2 separate regions of the Homo sapiens genome follow, and region 2 is linked to region 1. A link is a contact called in ENCODE Hi-C data. All regions are on one chromosome and are shown on one strand. Each heading gives the region's core, a stretch centred on a gene start or an enhancer-like site at or near the end of the contact. The rest is flanking DNA. Distances are from core to core; before and after follow the strand shown.

The links. A loop is a pair of places that touch in the nucleus more often than their neighbours do.
Region 2: a map with no recorded cell type shows a loop between it and region 1 (10-fold over the local background). The contact joins two enhancer-like sites. A Hi-C loop is called at or near these places in 1 of 168 maps with a recorded cell type or tissue (breast epithelium) and 1 of 37 single-sample maps with no recorded cell type.

What each region holds. Positions count from the first base shown.
Region 1 is chr9:70,522,315-70,527,351 of GRCh38, forward strand. All of the region lies in intron 3 of KLF9-DT (KLF9 divergent transcript), which reads left to right. Among named protein-coding and RNA genes, the nearest start is that of KLF9, 110 kb to the left of the region's middle. Within about 2 kb of position 3,442, at least 2 of the 41 ENCODE cell types and tissues checked have a DNase peak (open chromatin) inside an H3K27ac peak, as active enhancers do.
Region 2 is chr9:71,792,715-71,797,800 of GRCh38, forward strand. No RefSeq gene overlaps it. Among named protein-coding and RNA genes, the nearest start is that of CEMIP2, 27 kb to the left of the region's middle. RefSeq lists enhancers at 1,054-1,603, 1,604-2,152, 2,689-2,778. Within about 2 kb of position 2,822, at least 5 of the 41 ENCODE cell types and tissues checked have a DNase peak (open chromatin) inside an H3K27ac peak, as active enhancers do.

The DNA of each region.
Region 1 (5,037 bases), core at 2,192-4,691:
CCATTTTCGCTTTGAGGGGAAAAAGCACAAACCATTTTTCCTCTGCTCTCACACCACAACAGTCAACACAGAAGACATCTGTGACCAGATGTGTGGAAGTTTTCCCCCCTACACCAGGCAAGCAATCAGTTCTGCAGTGGCCACCAGCTGGGTGTCCTCTAATTCAATTCAATTCTGACACTGTCTACCTGGAGATAGTGTCAGATCCCACAGGTTGAGGGCCCAGTCTCCAAGACTGCCCCCACACTCTGTTCCTGATGCCAACCACAAGCTCCAGGTTGTTTTCCCTGTGCTTCTGACTGACTGGCTACAAATCTGGGTGCCCACAATTCCCTCCCTGGGTTTGATTGATTTGCTAGAGTGGCTCACAGAACTCAGGGAAACACTTTACTTACATTTACTGCTTTATTATATTACAAAGGATACCAATGAAGAGATGCATAGGGTGTGGGGCGAGAGGGGTGTGGAGCTTCTTTGCCCTCCTTGGGCATGTCACCCTCCAGGAACCTCCAGGTGTTCTGCTATCCAGAAGCTCTCCAAACCCTGTCCTTTTGGGTTTTTATGGAAGCTTTATTAAGTAGGCTTGATTGACTAAATCATTGGCCATTGGTGATCAACTTACCTTCAGTCCCTCTCTCTTCCCTAGAGGTGGGGGAGGCTGGAGCTGAAAGTCCCAACCCTCTAATCATACCTTGTTTTTTCCAGTGACTAGCCCCCATTCTGCAAATACTTAGGGGCTGCCAACCATCAGTCAGCTCACTAGAATATGAAAAGGTGTCACTTTGGAGATTCTAAGGATTTTAGAAGTTGTATGCTAGGCAATGGGGTCAAATAACAAATATTTCACAGTATTACAGGCTTCCTCTATCATTTCCACTTTCAGGTCATCTTTAGCTTTTACCTAGTTCAAATTTTCCTTAGCTCATATCTAGAGCATTCCACTTCCAATATGTTGGCATATGCTCCAGTCACAATAAATCTCTCACCTGTCTTCCAGCGCTCTGTTGTGTTTTCATGCCATTGTGATTCTTGTTGGTCATGCTATACTACTTTTCCTGAAATCTCTTCCCTGCTCCCTCTTTTCTGCTTCTTGAAATTCCACTCATTCTTCAAGGCCAACATATTTGAGCTCAAATATCACCTCTTCTGAGAAGCCCCTCCAAGCTTTCTTTCAACCCTTCTTTCCAGTTATTGCAAATTTGAATGTACATTAAAAGTACACTCTGTAATCTAGAGGACTCTGTTTATATAATCTGTTAATGGTGCTTTGAAAAGTTTGATTCGTATGGTAACATATGTGTTTCTACCAGATTGGGAATTTGTTGAGGGCAGGAACTGTCTATTCATTTATTTCTTCATTCATGCTATTTGCAGGCACTAAGCTAGGGACCAGGGCTCTCACTGTCTGGCTGGGAGATAAACAGGTGAACTTACCAGTATTGCGTAGAAGGACAATTGCTGTGATAGAGGACAAATGCAACGCTTGATGTGTTGTTGTATTAGTCTGTTCTTGCATTGCTCTAAATAACTACCTGAGACTGGATAATTTATAAAGAAAAGAAGTTTAATTTGCTCTCGATTCTGCAGGCTATACAGGAAGCATGGCTGGGGAGGCCCCAGGAAACTTACAATCACGGCAGAAGGCTGAGGGGAAGCAGTCACGTCTTACATGGCTGGAGAAGGAGGAAGACAGAGAAGGGGGAGGTGCTATACACTTTTTGTTTTTTTGAGATGAAGTCCCACTCTGTCACCCAGGCTGGAGTGCAGTGGTGTGATCTCAGCTCACTGCAGCCTCCACCTCCCAGCTTCAAGCGATTCTCCTGCCTCAGCCTCCCTAGTAGCTGAGACTACAGGCATGCACCACCACGCCCTGCTAATTTTTGTATTTTTAGTAGAGATGGGGTTTCACCACGTTGGCCAGGCTGGTCTCGAACTCCTGACTTCAAGTGATCCACTCACCTTGGCCTCCCAAACTGCTGGAATTACAGGCATGAGCTACCATGCCTGGCCAGTGCCACATACTTTTAAACAACCAGATCTCATGAGAACTCACTGACTTTCAAGAAAGCAGGAAAGGGAAATTCTGCCACCATGATCCAATCACCTCCCACCAGGCCCTTCCTCCAACATTGGTGATTACAATTTGACATGAGATTTGGTCAGGGACACAAATCCAAACCATATCATTGGTCAGGAAAGGAAAGTTCATTGTGGTAGGCTGGAGAATGCTTCATAGAGGCAGAGTTGTGAAGGCAATGTATCCTTTAGTTGTGACTTGAAGGATATACTGTCTTATTTTATTAAATCTAAGCACATTGTTTTTTACATCCTGAATCCAGGATATAATTTTTGATCAATGTATACATTTAATGTGGCAATATTTCTGTCTTCCCAAATCTGGTATTATTTTGGTGGTGTTTCTTATAGTCGCTGACATCTTAGTATTAAAAAGATATAGTAGACTTAGAGTCTGTGGTTGCACAAAATTAGACACCAACGTGATTTTTTAAAAACGTGAAGGTGGGGAAGGGGTTCATTACTTCCCTATTGCTGCTATAATAAAACACCAGAAACAGTGAATTAAAATAACACATATTTATTCTCTTACAATTCTGAAAGTCGGAAATCCAAAATGAGTTTGAAGGAACTAAAATCAAGATATCTGTGGTTCCAGTTACTTTTGGAGACTCTAGGAGAGGAATGCATTCCTTGTCTTTTCCAGCTTCTGGAGGGCTCCTGTATTCCTTGGCTTGTGGCCACATCCTCCATCTTTACATTGTATTACTTCAATCTCTGCTTCTCTTGTCACATAGTCTACTTTCTGAATCTGATTCCTCCTGCCTCACTTTTACAAGTCTCTTGTGATTACACTGGACCCATCTGGAGAATCCAGGATCATCTACCCATCTCCAGATTCTTAATCACATTGGCACAATCCCTTTTGCCATATAAGGTAACATTCACAGATTTTTGAGGATTAGGACATGGACATCTTTGGGGGCCATTATTCAGCCTACTAAAGAGAAAATTTATTTTAAAGATACTGATATGGCTTTAGACATCAAAGGTGAGATGATAGCCATGTTCCAGGAAGAGCCTAGAAACTTCGTTTTATGTATCTGCCCCGTCTCTGTGTCTTTATTAATTTCTGTATTTTTTGGCAGACTGACTTCTTCTGCAAGTCAGCCAGTATGTAGAAACATGATTGCTGACAATTCCTGAGACTATAAGTTATGGTTTCAATACCCGGAATTGCTCAGCTCTCTCAACTCTATTCCAGATCCTCAAAGAAAAAACTCTGATTGGTGTTCTTGGGTCAATGCCTCCTTCTCTAAGGGTGTAGCCAAAGGTATAGAGCTCTTCCATATTGCACAAAATGACTGCCAGCAAGGAGGCATTTCAAGTCATGCTCATACACTGAAAAATAGTCCTCTATGAAATATGACTAATTGTTCACCAGGAAATTGAGTAAGAGGCTGACATTTCACACAGAAGGTACTAGCACTTAGTCAAGTGTTTTTCAAATTGTGGATATCCAAGAAATATTTCCTGAATTGAGTTGTGAAATTTCTCCAAAGTGTCTTTTAATCTATAAGGTTTTATCACCTGGAGCCTGGAATCCTGCAATTAGTCTCACTGTACCTACCCTCTCCCTTGCCATGCCATAATGTTACAGCCCACATTTTGGACCAGAATTTTTCAGTCGCTTTCTTTTCATCACAGAATAACGTTCAAACCATTGATGTATAAAATGATGGGGCTGGGTGCGGTGGCTCAGGTCTGTAATCCAGCACTTTGGGAGGCCGAGGCGGGCAGATCACTTGAGGTCAGGAGTTCAAGACTAGCCTGGCCAACATGGTGAAATCTCAACTCTACTAAAAATACAAAAATTAGCCAGGCCTTGTGGTGTGTGCCTGTAGTCTCAGCTACTAGGGAGGCTGAGGCAGGAGAATTGCTTGAACCTGGGAGGCAGAGGTTGCAGTGAGCCGAGATTATGCCACTGCACTCCAGCCTGGGCAAAAAAGTGAGACCCTGTCTCAAAATAATAAAATAAAACAAAATAAAATAATGAACCCCATTTTTTCCCATCTGGGACATGGGAATATTAATGGCAATCTCATAAATGTGTTGAGATTAAATGAATATAAGGGATTGCCATACTTTCCGGCAAATCTCCAATGTGAATCCTCCGCTCTGGTTAGGTTGGTTTCCAACTGGAGCCCAGGCATTTGTCTCAATTATTCTTTCTTTTCTTTTTTTTTTTGACGTGGAGTTTTGCTCTTGTTGCCCAGGCAGGAGTGTGATGGTGCGATCTTGGCTCACCGTAACCTCCACCTCCTGGGTTCAAGCAATTCTCCTGCATCAGCCTCCCGAGTAGCTGGGATTATAGGCATGCACCACCATGCCTGGCTAATTTTGTACTTTTAGTAGAGACTAAAATACTCTCTACTGGTCAGGCTGGTCTCGAACTCCCGACCTCAGGTGATCCACCTGCCTTGGCCTTCCAAAGTGCTGGGATTACAGGTGTGAGCCACCGCGCCTGGCCTGCCTCAATTATTCTTGCGGCTACACCTTTGTTTTTGCCTGGGACTCCAGGCTTGGAAATGCCAGACTCTACCTCCTGGCTTCTTTAGTCTTGCCCGATTCCTTCAGGTCCTTCTAGGCTACAAATGTTCATTCTTTCCTTTTATTCTAAGAAGATTTTGAGTCTGTTCTACACAGAGTCTCAGAGCAGATTTTTTAGTCCAATTTCCAACCCAAATGTGGGAAACCATCCATACGCTGCCTTTCTGGTGGCTATTTTGCTTCTACTTGAATAGTTTTAGTGTTGATGAGCTAAACTTAGGCTGCTTGTCCCCATTTTTTCAACAGCTCTAATTAAATAACTAAAACATGTAATTATCTTTTTAGTCATGACTGTCTTGCTTTTTTAATAAAATTTTCAGTTCTTCTAGAGGAACAAAGTAGCTGCTCAAAAGGCATTGATTATATTTATGCCTAAAATTATAATTTCCCAACATTAATAGTTAAACCATT
Region 2 (5,086 bases), core at 1,572-4,071, 1.3 Mb after region 1:
GTCAGAGGAGGACAGTGAAGGCTGAGGGACAGGAAAGAATGCTTATTTTCCATTTCCAGATAGTAACCAGTGATTTTTGGTGGCTCTAGGAAAAGGACATAGATACAAAAATTATTTGGATAAAACCGCGTTCTTTAGTCCAGTTCTTTCCATTCAGTATGTTACGAACATCCAGCTGGTAGGTCCTGGAAACCAGTCAGCAATCACCCCACTCAACATTAGCTTTTTTTTTTTTTTTTTGAGACAGAGTTTTGCTCTTGTCACCCAGGCTGGAGTACAATGGCGCAATCTTGGCTCACTGCAACCTCTGCCTCCTGGGTTCAAGTGATTCTCCTGCCTCAGCCTCCCAAGTAGCTGGGATTACAGGCGCCCACCACCACGCCCAGCTAATTTTTGTATTTTTAGTAGAGATGGGGTTTCACCATGTTGGTCAGGCTGGTCTCGAACTCCTGACCTCAGGTGACCCACCCGTCTCGGCCTCCCAAAGTGCTGAGATTATAGGCGTGAGCCACCACACCAGCCTAGCTCTTATCTTTTTTGTGCAAGTAATTTCTTGTCTTTTCCTCAATCTTCCCACTGCAAGGTAGGGATAGTAGCTAAGATATAGCCAACAAAGCCCTGGACTTGGATTCAGAAGACCTGGTCTGACAACAAAAACCTGTATAGATTGGGTAAGTCATTTAACCTCTCTGGACCTCAGATTCTTCATAAGATGAAAAATAATGCTAAACTTTTCACAGAGAAGTTATGAGAAGTAAAATTCAAAACTGTATTTGAAAGAACTTTGAGAACTGCAAAGGGCTATGCAAACAGAAAGAATGATTACTGAAGCCTGACTCAGCTCCTGTTAAATCTTAACCCAGCTCAGACCTGGCAATCACTAAAGGAAAGAAGATGGGGACAAAAATATTTCTCCCATTACTCTCTTGCACTTAGCTCTGGAGATGGTTGGCCGGAGGGCAGGCTAAGATTTTTCAGGAAAGAGAAAAAGGAATGGGAGAGACAGTGGGAACCTGAGTACTGGAGGGAAATGGGAGAGAAAACACAAGAAAAAAGCTGATTCTGGATAGTAGACAGTGGTGCCACTGCCCAGATTGCCTTTTAAGGCTTGCAGTCAATAGATAGTCTCTAACTACCAGCTATGTCAGGGTCTGACAGTGAAGAATGCACTGGCCAGGGAAGAATGCAGTGAACTGGGAAGAATGCACTGGCCTGGGAAGAATGCACTGAACTGGGAAGAATGCACTGGCCTGGGAAGAATGCATTGGCCAGGAAAGAATGCAGTGAACAAGGAAGAATGCATTGGCCTGGGAGCCCTGTCCTGAGATACAGACCACAGCGGCTCTGCCTGAGGCCCAGAATTCAGGAAAAGGCAAATCCAGACACAGAAAATGTTTCTATTCTTGAGAATGAACTGCTGGCCCTTCCAGAATGAAAGGGGCCCAATGTAGTCAACTTCTTCCCTAGTCTCTGTTGCTGGCAGCTGCACGTTTTGTAGTGGCAGTCTTGGTAAATGGGAATCCACAATGCTTGTTCCATGAGTGACCTCAATCTCTGCTACCACGGTCACTTGATTCGTGTGTCTATCATGCCAACACTGGGGTGGCCAATGACAGAGATGTCTGTCAGTCAACTGGCTAGGACATTTTGGCTACTTGGTTTTTAGTGACTCTTTTGAGGGTGCTCTCTGGTGGATGTTCACATTTTATGCACTTTATGCTCATTCCCGTATGTCTATCCACATCCCTCTCCCCTAGACCTCCAATCTTTTTCCCTCCAAGTCCCAAATCAGCTGACCAGACCATTTGCCATTGCTCATGAGTTTGTATATATCCTAACCTCAAGCTACTTCTCTTTCCACACAAAGTGGTTAGCCAAGTGCCCTCCTCAAAGCACTGCCTATTGGGAGGATTTTCCCCTGCCACTGTCTCTCAAGACCACCTTTGAGCAGACTGTGGAGAAGCTACCATCCACTTCCAGCTTGCACTCATACATAGGGCAGAGCAATCTACAAAGCAAGCTCAAATTTCTCTTTTTTCAACTTGCAATGAAGAATCCCCCATTCAGCTATGAGGGCGCAGCAATGGGAAAACAGTGGTAGGTACATTGGCAGTCTGCGCTGCTGCTCATGCAGCTTACTTCTGCCCTCTGGTCCTGCTTCTCTTCAGTCCGGCAGCACCTTCATTTTAGGATGAATTCCTGCTGGTGTCCCCTTATCTTATAACTTGGTTGATTTGCCCCAGATCACAATGAGAAGTTTCACTGCCTGGTCACTTGGCAACCATTGGCAGGCTTTCTGTCTCTACCAGAGCCTTGTAGCATGGTAGGAGTAGTTTTTCCAAAGGCATGTGATTCTCCACCAGAGATGGCATAGCCTTGCTCCAGATTCCCAAGGCCTTGAGTTGTGATTCTTCCACTGGCACTTGCCACAAAACCCATATAGCATCTTTCTCTCTTTTTAATCTACCTATCTGCACACTGAACACATAGCATCTTTTCTCATAACTGATACCTCCAATGCAAGTGTATCTGCAGGATCATATGGCCCAAGCGACAGGGCCCAGACCTGCTGCGGAGCCTTTTCTTGCGCTAGGTCCTATGTAAGCTTGGCAGTCTTTCATGTCACTGAGTATATGAGCGGGAGCAGTAATCAAAATATGCACATGGCTACAAATTTTCATCTATTTTTGCTAAACATAATGTGAAGGTGGTTGAAAGCTGGATGCCCCAGGAAGAAGTGCATCAATTTACATGTAAGATCTCGGCTCTGAGGGAAGGAAACACTAGAGAACCCTCCTCTCAAAACCACCTATGATTGCTTTTTCCTGAGGCATGCAAAAATCAGACTTTCTAGTTGATTAGCCAGGCATGAAGTTCTATCTTGACAAGAAGAAAGTACATCCTGTTGTCTTCTTGTCTCGATCTCAAATGTGCTCTTGCCAGATATTAATACATTGCCTTTCTTTAAACACAGGAAGTGGGTAAGGCAAATTTTCTCAAAGGCTCAGAACGGCACAATATTTCTCCCCTTTGCTTACATGCAGAAGATATCTGAGAATATATCTAGCCAATATGTGTAAAGTTTTCATTGACTCAAGCAAGCAGAAGAGTTCAGACAATAATAAGGCATCCTAATTGTTCTAGTGTAAAAAAAAGCTCTGCACTTATTTGCGGTTATTTTTTAAAAATCCACTTTGGAAAATGTGCAGAAAATTTCAGGCTTGGCTAATGCTCTTTTTCCATCTCATGTCCTTTAGCATATGACTCAAGTTTTCCATGTTATCATAAGGTAATTTTGCTATCTTTCATTTATTAGTGTTTATTATTAATTACTTATTATTATAATATAATGCCAATATAATCACACTTAATACTTAGAAAAATCTAGTAAAGGAGGCTGTGTCAGGGATCTACAGGACCACTCCCAGGTTAGTGATTTGCTAGAAATCTAAATATAATGACATTCATGGCTAAAATTTATTACAGTAAATAGATGCAAAGAAAAATTAGCAAAGGGAAAAGGCACATGGGCGAGGTCCAGAAGTAACCAAGCACAAGCTTCCAAGAGCCATCTCCCAGTACGGTCCCCTCCCAGTACAGTCCCCTCCCAGTAGAGTCCCAAAGGACATGCTTGATTCCTCCAGCAATGAGTTGTGACAACACATGTGAAATGTTGTCTACAAGGTGAGATAGGAGGTGGGACTCTGGAGGTGATGCTCAGAAACTGGACCAGATTGAGGACTAGCTAAAACAGGGAAGAGATAAAAATACCTCTCTGTAAGACATGCCCACAAGAGTGCCATGTCAGTTTACCATTGCCATGGCAACACCCAGAGATTTCTGCCCCTTTCCATGGCAATGACCCAATGACTCAGAAGTTACCACTCTTTTTCTAGAAATTTCTGCATAATCCACCCCTTGATTTGCATGTAATTTAAAGTGGGTATAACTATGACTGCAGAACTGCCTCTGAGCTGCCACTCTGGGCACACTGCCTGTGGGGTGGCCTTCTCCACAGAACCAGTACCTCTGCTGCTGCTGTACACTGCTGCTTCAATAAAAGTTGCTGTCTAGGCCAGGCGCAGTGGCTCATGCCTGTAATCCCAGCAATTTGAGAGGTTGACGTGGGCGGATCACTTGAGCCCAGGAGTTTGAGACCAGCCTGGGCAACATGGCAAAATACTGTCCCAACTAAAAATACAAAAATTAGCCAGCCATGGTGGCATGCACCTGTGGTCCCAGCTACTCAGGAGGCTGAGGTAGGAGGATCACTTGAGCCTGGGAGGTTGAGGCTGTAGTGAGCTGTGACCATGCCACTGCACCCAAGCCTTTGAGACTCTGTCTCAAAAAAAAAAAAAAAAAAAGGTGCTTTCTAACATGACCAGCTGGCTCTTGAATTCTTTCCTGGGCAAAGGCAAGGCAAGAACTCTCGCTGGCTAAGCCCCAGCTTTGGGGCTTACCTGCCCTGCATCAAAGGGAAGCCCATTAGGGCCTCAGTGCTGAGAATTTTTACTGGGGATGGTGGTTTATAATCTCAGTATTTTTCATTTCTAAAAGATTTATAAAGGAAAAGTAAGGATGTTCATCTATGTAGTTGTCTCTGTTAGTTTCTTTGTGTGATTGTTGGTTTTGACTTTGACCTGATGTGAAAAAATGTCCCAAGGACAGACACCAAGGAAAGCACGAGATGAGTAATCCATCAAAGCTTCTGTATGAGATGCAAGCCTTCCTCTTTCCATCTCTTCATAGGAGGAAATGGGAAGATTCTTCCCCTGAATCACAGCCCTCCAAGTGTCTACAGGATATACAGCTATTTTCACTTCAGTAGCTTCACATGGGAAAAAATCCCTGACATGGCTATCAGGTCAAAATGAATCAAGAGATAAGATATGTGTATCTGTGAGACTTTTAGACCTAAAACCAGGCTACCCATGACAACTATTTATTGGCTCTCTTAACTGTATTAAAGCACAAATACAAAAAGATAAACATGTTGTCTAAAAATAAATCAATAAATTGGTCTACTCTACCCACTTCAGCATTGCGAAGGAACTACTGTGCAACTCAGTCTACACTGTGCTGTTTC